Regions from separate parts of the Homo sapiens genome. Here region 2 is linked to region 1. Evidence: read pairs that join two places in POLR2A ChIA-PET (ENCODE). Cell type or tissue: PC-9. All regions are shown on one strand. Each heading gives the region's core, and the rest is flanking DNA. Links, peaks and the distances in the headings are about the cores only.

Region 1 (5,611 bases), core at 1,037-5,036:
ACAAATCAGGACTTTCTTGGGGAGGTTGTTGTTAAACATTTACCACCAGCACACCCCTGGCCCTGAGGAGATCAGACATATACAGCCATGGTTCAGGTTCTTTCTCTTTTATCTTTCCAAAAACAGGCTGTATCCACCAAAGCTGTGGCTTTAGTAATCCAATACTGACTTCCAGAAACCCTGCATCTCTCTATCTCCCTGGAGCCAACAATGCCTCACTGAGGAAGAGCGACAGCCTCATCCCTGACCCTGCAGAACCTGCTCCGATGCTCCCTTGTGGCCCCCAACCTGCTGGGGTTCAGCTACCCCCAGATGTTACCTACTTGCCACTGTAAGAGGGAGCGCCTGCCTTATCTTCCCCACACCCCATCCCACAAGGCTTTAGGACCGGGAAAACTGTCAGAAAGACTGGGCTGGGCAAGGAACACTGACTTAACTCTAGAAAAAAGCAGAAATGGGACTAGATTGAGGAAAACCCTGGGGTTGGGGTGGGGGTCAGCTCATCAGGAGGCTTATCTTGGAATCCAGGTAAAGAGTGATTATAGTCTTCAAGGTAATTTTACAACACAAAGAAAACAATTCAACTATCCTGGTATTTTGGTCTAAATAACTGTCAAACCCTGCCTATTCAAAAGCTGAAAGATGTCAGCTAGCATTTATGGGACCCCTGCCAGATGCTGAGCATGATTCCAAGCACCTTAAGTGTATGAGGTACTACTATCTGACACACACGACAGTATCCCGCATGCGTGCAAGGTAGTACCTCACATGTGTGACAGAGCATCACACACGTGCGAGATAGTATCTCACGCACACGTTTGTGGGAGCATCACAGGCACCTGCGGTCATGTTACACATCTATGAAGTATCAACATTACATATTCATGCAATATGTAAGCATCTTACATACTTCCTCTAATATCACAAGGCATTACTTTTGGCACAAAGAGGTTAAATAACTGTCTTGTGAAAGGCCATGCAGCCAACAGTAAATGTCAGTTTGGGATTTCCCACCCTGGCCCAGCCATCCACGCCTCCCAAGGATGGCAAAATAGCCTAGTCCCACTTGTACCCAACTGTGTGTGTAGAAGTTTCCTGTCAGCTGCTGATCACCCACCTCCCCACACATCTGCCCTTGCTCTCACCTAGATACTTAGAAAAGAAAGCTGAGGGGGACTGATTAAGTCATGGCACACCCACATAATGGAACGTAATGCAGCGGTTTAACAAAGCAGCTATGCTAAGCCCACCAAGAAACTAAGCAGAAAAAGAAAACTAAGAAACATGTCGATAGTGTGTATTTATTTGTATAAAATGAGAAAAAAAGAATACACTCAAACGCATATAAGCAAGACTGTGGATGGAAAATTTCTGCAAGGGTATATAATAAGCTATTCATCCTAAAAATGTTTATCATGTGGACACTGGATTCCAGGCAATGTTCTAGGCACAAAGGGATAACCCATGGCTACTCCCTCAATTTTGTTCTCAGATATTCTGGATTTGGTCCTTAATAGACAGGTCTCTGCTAACAAAGCAAGAAATTGCCATGATAGTCCAGAGTACAGTGATTATGACTGGGAGGTGCTCCTCACAGAAGCTAGGGTGCAAACTTTACCTCTCAATCTCTGGGGAGTCTACTTAATTTTCCCTTTCAATAATGCTCTGTTTTGACTTTATAAATTCACTGGTAAATATGCAAGGTCAATGGAAAGAAAACAAAACAAACAAAACCAGGTACTAAAAATCAAAGCAGCCGTGCCTTTTATTTTGTAATTTTCCATAGAACAATAGATGATAATGTTTGCAAGTGAAATAAATACTTCATGACAGTGAGTTTTAAATATTGTGTAAATATTTATGTGATGTCAAAGAATATGTTCTACATGTGTACTCACACAATGCATTAAAGAAAATTTGTTCAAAACAGGAAAGAGGAAACAGCAACTAATTCCCTCAGAGAGATTATTCGATGCTATCTGTATCTTCCCAGAGAGGCACACAATAAGAATCAGAAACGTCTGAGAGGAGAGGTTTGAGATTGCCTGCATGTTTTATTCTGCATGTAATCTAATCAGAAGAGAACGGGTGGCATTTCAAGATTAGCATCTCAAGTTTAACATGAACCGTTGTTTCTCCTTCCTCTTCACTTTCTGAATGATCTTTGCTGTGTTCATGGCAGGATTTATGCTCTGTCCAGGTATGAAAACAAAACTGCAGCTAGTGTTCACTACATAGGAAAAAAAAAGTGAAAATCTCAGACTTTGATACGGTAGGCACAGCAGCATTAGAGTAAACTGAGTCAAAACATGGTGATTGACAGATAATGTGAGAAAAGAAGATGCCAAACCCCAATCTCACTGCCCCATGGTTTCTGATGCCAAGCACACTGTGTTGAACACAAAGAAGCACCGAGGAGCAGTGATTTCACTTAAGCAGGAAGCCTGCTAGCCTCTAGTCTATATTCATTCATTCATTCATTCGCCCATTCGTTCATTCCCTCCTCCATCCATTCACAGTTACATATTACAGTCATGGTGGAACTTTACTGCATGCTTCTGGTACCCAGTAAAAATTACTACTTCCAGGAGGAAACCACAGAGCAAAAAGCCTCCAGGCAGACCTGCTGAAAGCTCAAAGAGTGCTCCCAGCCTGGGAAATCTGCCAAGTGGGGCACCAGCCAAGGGTGGGACCAGAATCCCTGTTGGTGCCAGTGATGATCTGAGATGAATCACAGGAAACTGAGCAATTGCTGCATTCTCGGGCACCTGAGCACAATGGAGCTCACGTTCCATGAGGCCAGGTTCTGGCCACTGCTCATGCTTCTAAAATGCTGTATTAAAACGGGCCTGTGGACAGCAGGATTAAAAGTCTTAGTAGGGTCTCTGCCTGTCCCCAGGTGCTGGTTGGTGAACATGGAAAGGGTGTGAATGTGCCGAGTAGAGTGGGACATTCCTCCCTCGAACAAATAACAAGCCTTTTAATGCCATAGGCACTGCAACCCTAAAGGCTATGGGGTTATTTATTGAAAAACCCACACCCTTCCAGTGCTGTTCGTAGCAGCCATTCCACATCACCCAGTCAGTGGCAGGCCACATTCATGAGACTAAAGCAAAGTGAACTCAAGATCACACCCTTCGACGTCACAAGGCTCCCAGCTACCTCACCTTGGGCTCCACAGAGCTTCTCAAAGGTACGTGCCTGCACAATTTCCCAGACTACCGCAGTGAGCCAACTTTTTAGTTCCTCAAACTCCTTCTTTACTAAGGCAGTTTTGAGCACTTGCTAATTTTAAAGTCAGAATTAAAAAGAAAAATAATGGTCTTTCCCAAGAGATCTGGAGTCCCGGCAGGGCGCCCAGAATGCTGACCAGGTGGGTATTCTGATTAGATGACCTGGGAAGGAAGAATTTCAGGGAATCTGAAGATAAAATGGAGATAAAAGGCAATGAAAGAATGGTAAGGCAAAGGAAATGGAGAAAGACAGAGGATAAAAGAGGTAAAGATGGCCGGGCGCGGTAGCTCATGCCTGTAATCTCAGTACTTCGGAAGGCCAAGGTGGGCGGATCACCTGAGGTCAGGAGTTCTAGACCAGCCTGGCCAACATGGCGAAACCCTGTCTCTAGTAAAAACACAAAAATTAGCCGGGCGTGGTGGCGCACACCTGTAATCCCAGCTACTCGGGAGGCTGAGGCAGGAGAGTTGCTTGAACCAGGGAGGCAGAGGTTGCAGTGAGCCGAGATCACGCCACCACACTCCATGTTGGGCAATAGAGCAAGACTCGGTCTAAAAAAATAAATAAATAAAAACAAGTAAAGATGATTATTATGCCACCCAGTCTGAGCTGGTAATTACCTAAATGAACCCCACATGTTCCCAGAAAGCAGAGGGACTCATTTTACATAACACAATCTACTCTCCCTGGTTTTTTGGTTCCTACTGATCAGGAAACGAGCTTGCCTTCCTTCCATCCTCCCTTCTATCGACCCAGGCCCATCTAGTCCCCACGGCAGGGCACTGGGAGATAGACGTCCCTTAGGAAGCTTCATATAGGTGAACAAGCCCCAAGTCTTTCCACAGAAACAGCTATAATGGCCACAGCTCTTGTGGAACTTATATCTTTTCCTTTGGCTTCAAAAACCTGCTTCAATTAAACTTTTTCTTACCAGTTTTTATGTTCCACTGAGACTGACCAAAACTCTGCACATGGAGAGAGGGATGAGAAGGTCAAAAGCAATAATGCTTTTAATAACTGAAAGCATCCCAGAATCGAACTCATGCTCCTTCAGGGCTCAGGAGCTCTGACACGCACATGCACACAGCACAGTGCCTCTCCCTGACACCCCCGCTGCTGGCACTTCTCCCAGGCCAGGGGACATCATAGTCCAGGAAATTTGCCAGATTCCCAGTTATTCGGGCCTTAAGGCTTGGCAACTCCTCTCTCCCCCGGAGCTGTCTTCTATAGTGATATGAGAATGTTGGGAAAAGAATAGTCACTGTGTGAGGAAAAAAGTCTATTTCTAATAGCTCTGCAACCAAGAGAAACATCAGCTAAATGCTGAGCTGCATATCTATAAACTTCCATTTGGAGAAAATGAAAACTGCCAAGAGGGGAACAAAAAAGGAAGGGGGGTGGTGGGCGTTTTCAGTTTAATGAACCTGAGAAAAAATTCTGAGGCCACAGATGCTTAAGGGAGATCCAGTTAGCTCAGTCCTTGGTGCTAATGAAGTAAAAGTAGCGACCAAATTCCTCAAATGAGTGAGTTATCTTTGTCTAGAAGGTAAATATTACTGGCCACAGGCCCTGCCTTAAATCTCAGCCAGATTTCTTATAGGTATACATTCTTTAGGGCCCTGGGGGGAAAGTAGGAATGGTTCTACATTACCCAACTTCTTTCCTAAAATTCACCTTCCATCCTACACCTTGCTGACCTCAGGAAAGCCCAAGAGTTGTGTCTTTACTTAAAGAAAGTGTCACTTTCCTAATCCAAAAATCTAAGCCCTGCATACGCTAGTCACCCACTTGCCTTTTCAGTAGGTTTTGGTTTAAGCAGTACCTGGGAACAGGTAGCAAAGGCGAGGCTGGGGTTGAGGTCTACCACAGTCTTAAGAATCCCTGGCAGCCGGGCGCGGTGGTTCACGCCTGTAATCCCAGCACTTTGCCAGGCCGAGGCAGGTGGATCACCTGAGGTCGGGATTTCGAGACCAGCCTGACCAACATGGAGAAACCCCGTCTCTACTAAAAATACAAAATTAGCTGGGCTTCGCGGCACATGCCTGTAATCCCAGCTACTCAGGAAGCTCAGGCAGGAGAATCGCTTGAACCCGGGAGGCAGAGGTTGCAGTGAGCCAAGATCACACCATTGCACTCCAGCCCGGACAACAAAAGTGAAACTCCGTCTCAAAGAAAAAAAAAAAAGAATCCTGGCAATGGAGTAGCACTGCCCTGGCCAAGGCAGGCTGCTACACCTCTGAAATGCTAACAAGCCTGGCTCCTCAGCTAAAGCTGCTCCTGAACTGAAAGTCTAAATGGGGTCTCTGCCTGTCCCCAGGTGCTACTTGGTGAACATGGAAAGGGTGTGAAATGTGCCAAGTGAAATGGGACATTCCCC
Region 2 (5,611 bases), core at 931-4,930, 230 kb before region 1:
CCAAAGTGCTGGGATTACAGGCGTGAGCCACCACAACTGGCCTCAGGACCACCTTATACTTTTAAAAATTATGAGGGCCCCGAAGAGCTTGTATTTATTGAGCTGTGTCTATCAACATAGCGGCATTGTTTTATATTTTTATAAATCTCTTTAATGTGCAGCTGAGTAGAAGGCAGCTGGATTCTTATATCTGCTTTTGCATTAAATACTTTAAGATATGCTTTGGTCAAAGCATATGACGAAAAGCCAGCATCACAGAGATATGCAGTTGGAAAAGCGAGGACCTCATGGATCCTGTGTTAGGCAGCCTCTAAGATGTCTCCCAGTGATCCTGCCCCCCAACATTCATATCCTTGTGTAAACCCCTCCCCTCCTATGTGGGCTGGACCTAGTGATTTGGTTCTAAGGAATACATATGGCAAAAGTGGTGAGATATCACTTTGACGATTACATTACAATAAGACTGGCTTTTTGGAACTGAAGGAGACCTCTGGCCCATATCCAGCGAGGAACTGAATCCTGCCAACAACCACGGCAATGCGTTTGGAAGGACATCTTCCCCTAGTAGATCCTTCAGATGAGACTGCAGCCTCAGCTGAACTCTTGAATGTAGCCTGTGAGGGACCTTGAGGCATCCGTTAAGCCTGCCCAGATTCCTGACTGCCTGTGAGATACTTGCAGATAAATATTCGTTGTTTTAAGCTGCTGTGCTTTTGAGTAATTTCTTCCACAGCATTGGACAACTAATATATTCATGAGAGGGTCTTAGGGATGCCCAGGAGTTCCCAGACCTCACTTTGAGAACTGCTACTCTAGAACTATCCCTCTTCAACTGCTCTTATGGATTTTATCAAGTCCGTATCTGCCTCTTCTTTCACTGTCCTGCTCTCAGCTGAGAGGAGGAAGAGGACTGGTATAGGGATGAGGCCCTGTGCAGGTGAGCACTAACAGGTGATAGGGTGCATTTCCAGTCCCAGGTCAGGACGGTGCCTGCACATCGCATTGCTGCTCCCTGAGAGTGGAATTTCAGGCAGTGTGCAGCTACTCGGGGACATGATGGCAGATCATGGGAGGTTCCAGGTAGAGTCTGTCCCCTCCTCAGCCAACCCACACCCTGCCCACCCCCATCCTGGTGCTGTCTGGGGAATTAAACTGCAACCCTACAACTCATGCACTGGGCCTTGGAGGGCCGTCACTGCAAATTATCCTATTGCTCCTGTCTTTGGGATGAGCAACATACATAGTCAGAATCTGACTTTGTCTTCCAGTTGAAGTCTTCTGTCTGAATTTGCAGATGTTCATGTTCACACAGGCCCATCTGTCCATCCTTCCAAATTCCTGAACTGCTGATGTCACACCTCTTTTTACAGATGGAAAAGCTGAGGCAGGAAGGAGAATCAATGGCATCCAGTCAGGGTTCCAGAGGCTGTGGCAGAACCAGGAAAACAACATTCAAATGGAGGAATTCCTTTAACCCCTATTAATTACTATGCAAAAGCAGAAGTTCCTGATCTCTTATATCTTCCTACTTCCAAGAGTAACATCAATCCTGACCATGATACCTCCATTCTAGATCACTCCTGGCTTTCCCCTACTGACATGGTGCCATGAGGATAGGGACATGGAGACCATCTAGGCCTGTCACCCCACTGTGGAAGAACAAATGGAGAGCCCAGCCCAGGAGATGATGTGACCAGCCCAAGGTCACGTAGCAAGACAGAGATAAGATCAGGTCTCAAACAAAACTTCTGCTCTCCTCCCCCATCCCCACTCACAACCAGCCTCAGATTAGAGCTTCATATGAGGGGCCTGCCACCCCCACCCGAGGCTGCAGGGGCTGCGTGGGTGGTGCTGGGCTCAGTAGCAGCTCAATCAATGATTGAGAATGAATGAGGAGGCTGACAAATTTTTAGGTTTGGTCTGTGGCCAGGGTTAGGTTCCTGTGATTAAAAGTTGGTTTCTGACAAGGTCAAGGTTAGAGGGTCGGCCTGTAGCTAGGATGGGGAAGTCAGTCATTGTTGAGGCTCAGCCTGTCTCTGATGGGGTTTAGAAGTCAATCTGGCTGGAGTAAGAGGCCAGCCTTAGGTTGGGGTGGTGTCAGTCCATGGCCACTGTTTGTTTCTTGCAATGCTAATCAACCTCTCTGGTGCGTCGCGCAGCATCCCTGACATCCCAAGCCTTCTTGCCTTAGTACAAAAGGTCCACTGTCCTGAGCAGAGGATGGAGGGGTCAGCTCCTTCTCCAGGGGTAGAGGGGGCTCAGGTGTGGCACCAAGGAACTGGCTCTCCGGGCTGGAGTTGTCATAGCCCTGGTTCTAGGGCTGTCCTCAGCAGCTGGCCTGGGAGACAGCCCTTGCATGAAGGGCACAGCCACTAAAAAGACTTCAGGCCCTTGGAGGCATTTCCTGTTTTCCAGTGAACTGAAAACTCAGCTTCCGGCTTAGAACAGTCCATAAGGATGGTTTCTTTTTTTGATGGTGGGCAGGGTGTCTTGGGGCAGAGGCTTTGTTGGACTTGAGGACAAGCTCTCAGGGCTCTGGTAGGAGGTGGCCCACAGAGACGAGTGGGAAAGGAGAGCAAGAACCCCTGGACACCTCAGCCTGTTTCCTGGCTGTGCCTTTGTGTTCACATCCAGAGCCCTTAGAGGGAGCAACACCAGCATAATCATACCTCAAACAATTGTGTGTATTTCACATGGAGGTGAAAGTTCTCTGGAGAGGAAAAGCAAAAAGTATGCAGGACCTATGTTGGCATGGTGACCAGAAGCATGTTGAAAGAGCCGGGTCTTTGGCGCCACCCAGACCCAGATTCAAATCACAGGCTTGACTGCTCATCTGTCCCTGAGGCTGGGTATGTTGCTTGGACAAATTCCTGGCCTCTCTGAACCTCAGAGCCTTCATTTCTAGAATGGGGTCCAAATAAGCCCCTCCCAGGCACCAGTGGAAGCCAGTCTCCTTCCTTCCAACTGAGTGCAGGGGGAGAAGGGTCCAGAGGCACATCTGTTCCCCAAACAAGGCAATCAGCTCCACTTCCGCCAAAGTGAAGGCCCTAGGCTGGTGCTGCTGCCCCTCCCCAAGCCCTTGCTCCTGCCTTCTCTACGACCCTACAGGCACATGCTGGTCCCCAGCCCCTCACTTGCCCAGCTCTGGCTCTCCTGTATTGCCTCTTTGGGTGGTGAGTGCAAAGAGGATCGGGAGAGGATGGAATTTCCTGATTGGCCCCACATGCCTTGACTTTGGTCCCCATTATCCCCACCATGCTAGACTCTGTCAGTTCCTCTGCCCCGGCCAGGGATCACCTAGGACCCCCAACCCCCAGCATCAACATAGAGTGCAGATTAATAGCCCCCTGCACAGGTGGGAGAGAGTGGGTAGAAAGTAAGGCCATTTACGAAGGTCATTAACACGGACCACAATTTTTAAGAAGGTGTTGGCCAGATGAGGCCCACAGCTCCCATCCCCATGGTGGGTCCAGGTGCGGAGGAGCTGGCCTAGACGGGAAGGCTGGAGGGGAGGGCGGGGAGGGCCCGCCAGCCCAGCCTTGCTCAGATTCCATCTGGCCCTTGGCCTGCTGTCTTTTGTGTCACCACCCTTGCCTCTGGGTGGACAGCGTCCATTAAGATGGGCCCTCACCTTTCCCTTTGGAGTGGTGCCTCTTTGGAGCAGCTGAATTGCTGGAGGCACCGAGTGACTTGACAACCGCCCAGAACAGAGGCCGCCTGAGGCCCGCTCTCATCTGAGCAGGGAACAGCTGGACACAGCTGAGCCTGCCTCGGACTCTGCCCTTGTAGACTTTCTCCTCCTACCTGAGTCTCTCCTTGTTCTCTCCTCCTCGCCTTCCTGCCTTTCTCAGGACAATAAAGTAGGAGTGAGGTAGATTTAGGAAATCCGGAAATAATGTGAAAATGTCTCTATGCATGCACACGTAAAGATCTGGGGTGAAGGCAGAGCCAGGCCTGCTGTCCCTGGGTGAATGTATTCCTGGGGGAAGTGCTCTCAGAAAACCATGCTCTGCTGGAGCCCTGGGAACTCAGAGCTGAGGGTGGCCGATAATTCTATGATCACAACATTGTTCTGCTCCAGGAAAAACCACCACCCAGATGGGATCAAATGCCAAAGAAGGGTCCTTGGGAGGGTCTATTTATTTGATTTGGTCCCAGCAGGAAGAGGAAGGCTGAGTGAATCTCAGCAGGCCGGTTCCCACCCCTCATCCTAACAGTCTTCTCTCTGGGATGCTTCTGGGAGCCCTGAATGACTGTACATTGGTTTATTCATTCATTCATTCTTTTAATTACATATAAATATAGTTCAGCCCTAGGGAAAATCACAACGACTTCATCCCACGTTGTGATCTCTTCGGCGTTTTCTTTCTTTTCTCCATAGCATATGCCACCTTCTCAGGACAGTCCTAGATCCAGGCAGGAGGGGCTCTGCCCAGGCCCTGCAATTTAGAGGGATCCCTTCCCTAGCTGCTCCCCCTTTCCAAGGGCCAAGGAGCCAGCAGCTGCAGCCAGCAGCCCTGCTGCTAGACTACCTCTGGGTACCTAGGATGTAGAATTCCCTGCCATGAGCAAACTCATGGTCCAGAGTTTGCTGTCAGAGTCTGCACAGACTTTGTCCTTGGGCCCATCCTCCCAGGGTGACCCAACCCCCAGCACGTGCACCCTTGGCCAAGGAGTGTGGATGGAATCTGGACATGATGACTGGGGTGTCCTACTGGTGTGAGACACAGCTTGGAGTGGGAAGAGAAGGAGCAGCCCACAAGCAGGGCCAGCTTTCCCCAGGCAGCCGTGTTCCTGGGAGCCAGGACTCCAAGGAGCCCTATTCCAAATTCAAACCTGGCCTTTCAGGTTGTTAAGAAAATGTATTTGTCAAGGGACAAAGCTAGGATGTATTTTACTTAACAATACCCTGCTTTATAACTTTAAAAATATTTAGCCTTTTGGTCCATTTATACTACTCCTTAAATGTCAGGGGCAGCCTGGACCTTCTAACACATTATGTAATTTACTTAGTGGTCGTGTTTACAGTTTCTTATTATCTGCCAACATCCTTGCCTTGTGTAAGGGCAAGGATTTTCGTCTTTGTTCACTGATGTCTAGATAGATGGCTTAAATTTAGTGGGAACTCCACGAAAATTTGTGGAATAAGTGAATGAATGAATGAGTGCATGAATAGTTAGTTCTGTGTATCATCTATCCTGTGTGCAAGTACTTTTTGTATGGTCTCTGGGGTTCAGCCAGATCTGGCCTGTCACTAGGTCTGTGAACTGAGCAATGTTCAGTTTCCTTAACTGTAGAACTGACATACAAATAACAACAGCTTTATGAAGTTGTAAGGATTAAATAAGCGATATAATTTCTGAGACGCAATTTCCTCAACTATAAAATGGGGGATAATTAGAGTATCTACTTCATGTGATTTTGGTGAGGTTTAAATAAGCTAATTTATGTGACATACTTAGTATAATGTCTGAAACAAAGAAGATTATTTAAGTTATTAATAACCTAAAGAAGGAAGCATGAATGGTGGATTCTGCATTTGGTTTCCTGGAAGTCAGCCTTTTCAGAGCCTCCCAAAGCAGCCAATGGGTGGCCTCCTGCTCCAATGTAC

Evidence for each region. Peaks named below come from ENCODE experiments on the same cell type or tissue, not always from the same donor. Only the 100,000 strongest peaks of a DNase experiment are listed, where the experiment ranks them.
Region 2: POLR2A ChIA-PET joins it to region 1 with 6 read pairs; 2 of 35 experiments call an interaction of 5 or more read pairs at or near these places.

What each region holds. Positions count from the first base shown.
Region 1 is chr2:45,961,504-45,967,114 of GRCh38, reverse strand. The region is part of intron 2 of PRKCE (protein kinase C epsilon); the gene reads right to left. It overlaps LOC124907761 (a long non-coding RNA gene), which reads right to left. Exons shown (of 2, transcript XR_007086305.1): 1 at 3,664-5,611; 2 at 1,286-2,230. Among named protein-coding and RNA genes, the nearest start is that of PRKCE-AS1, 290 kb to the right of the region's middle. RefSeq lists a silencer at 2,571-2,865 and an enhancer at 2,482-3,681. In PC-9, for the core only: no CTCF peak of the experiment used is centred there; DNase peaks (open chromatin) are centred at 2,674, 3,094 and 4,784; H3K27ac peaks cover 1,105 bases.
Region 2 is chr2:46,194,088-46,199,698 of GRCh38, reverse strand. No RefSeq gene overlaps it. Among named protein-coding and RNA genes, the nearest start is that of EPAS1, 100 kb to the left of the region's middle. In PC-9, for the core only: no CTCF peak of the experiment used is centred there; no DNase peak of the experiment used is centred there.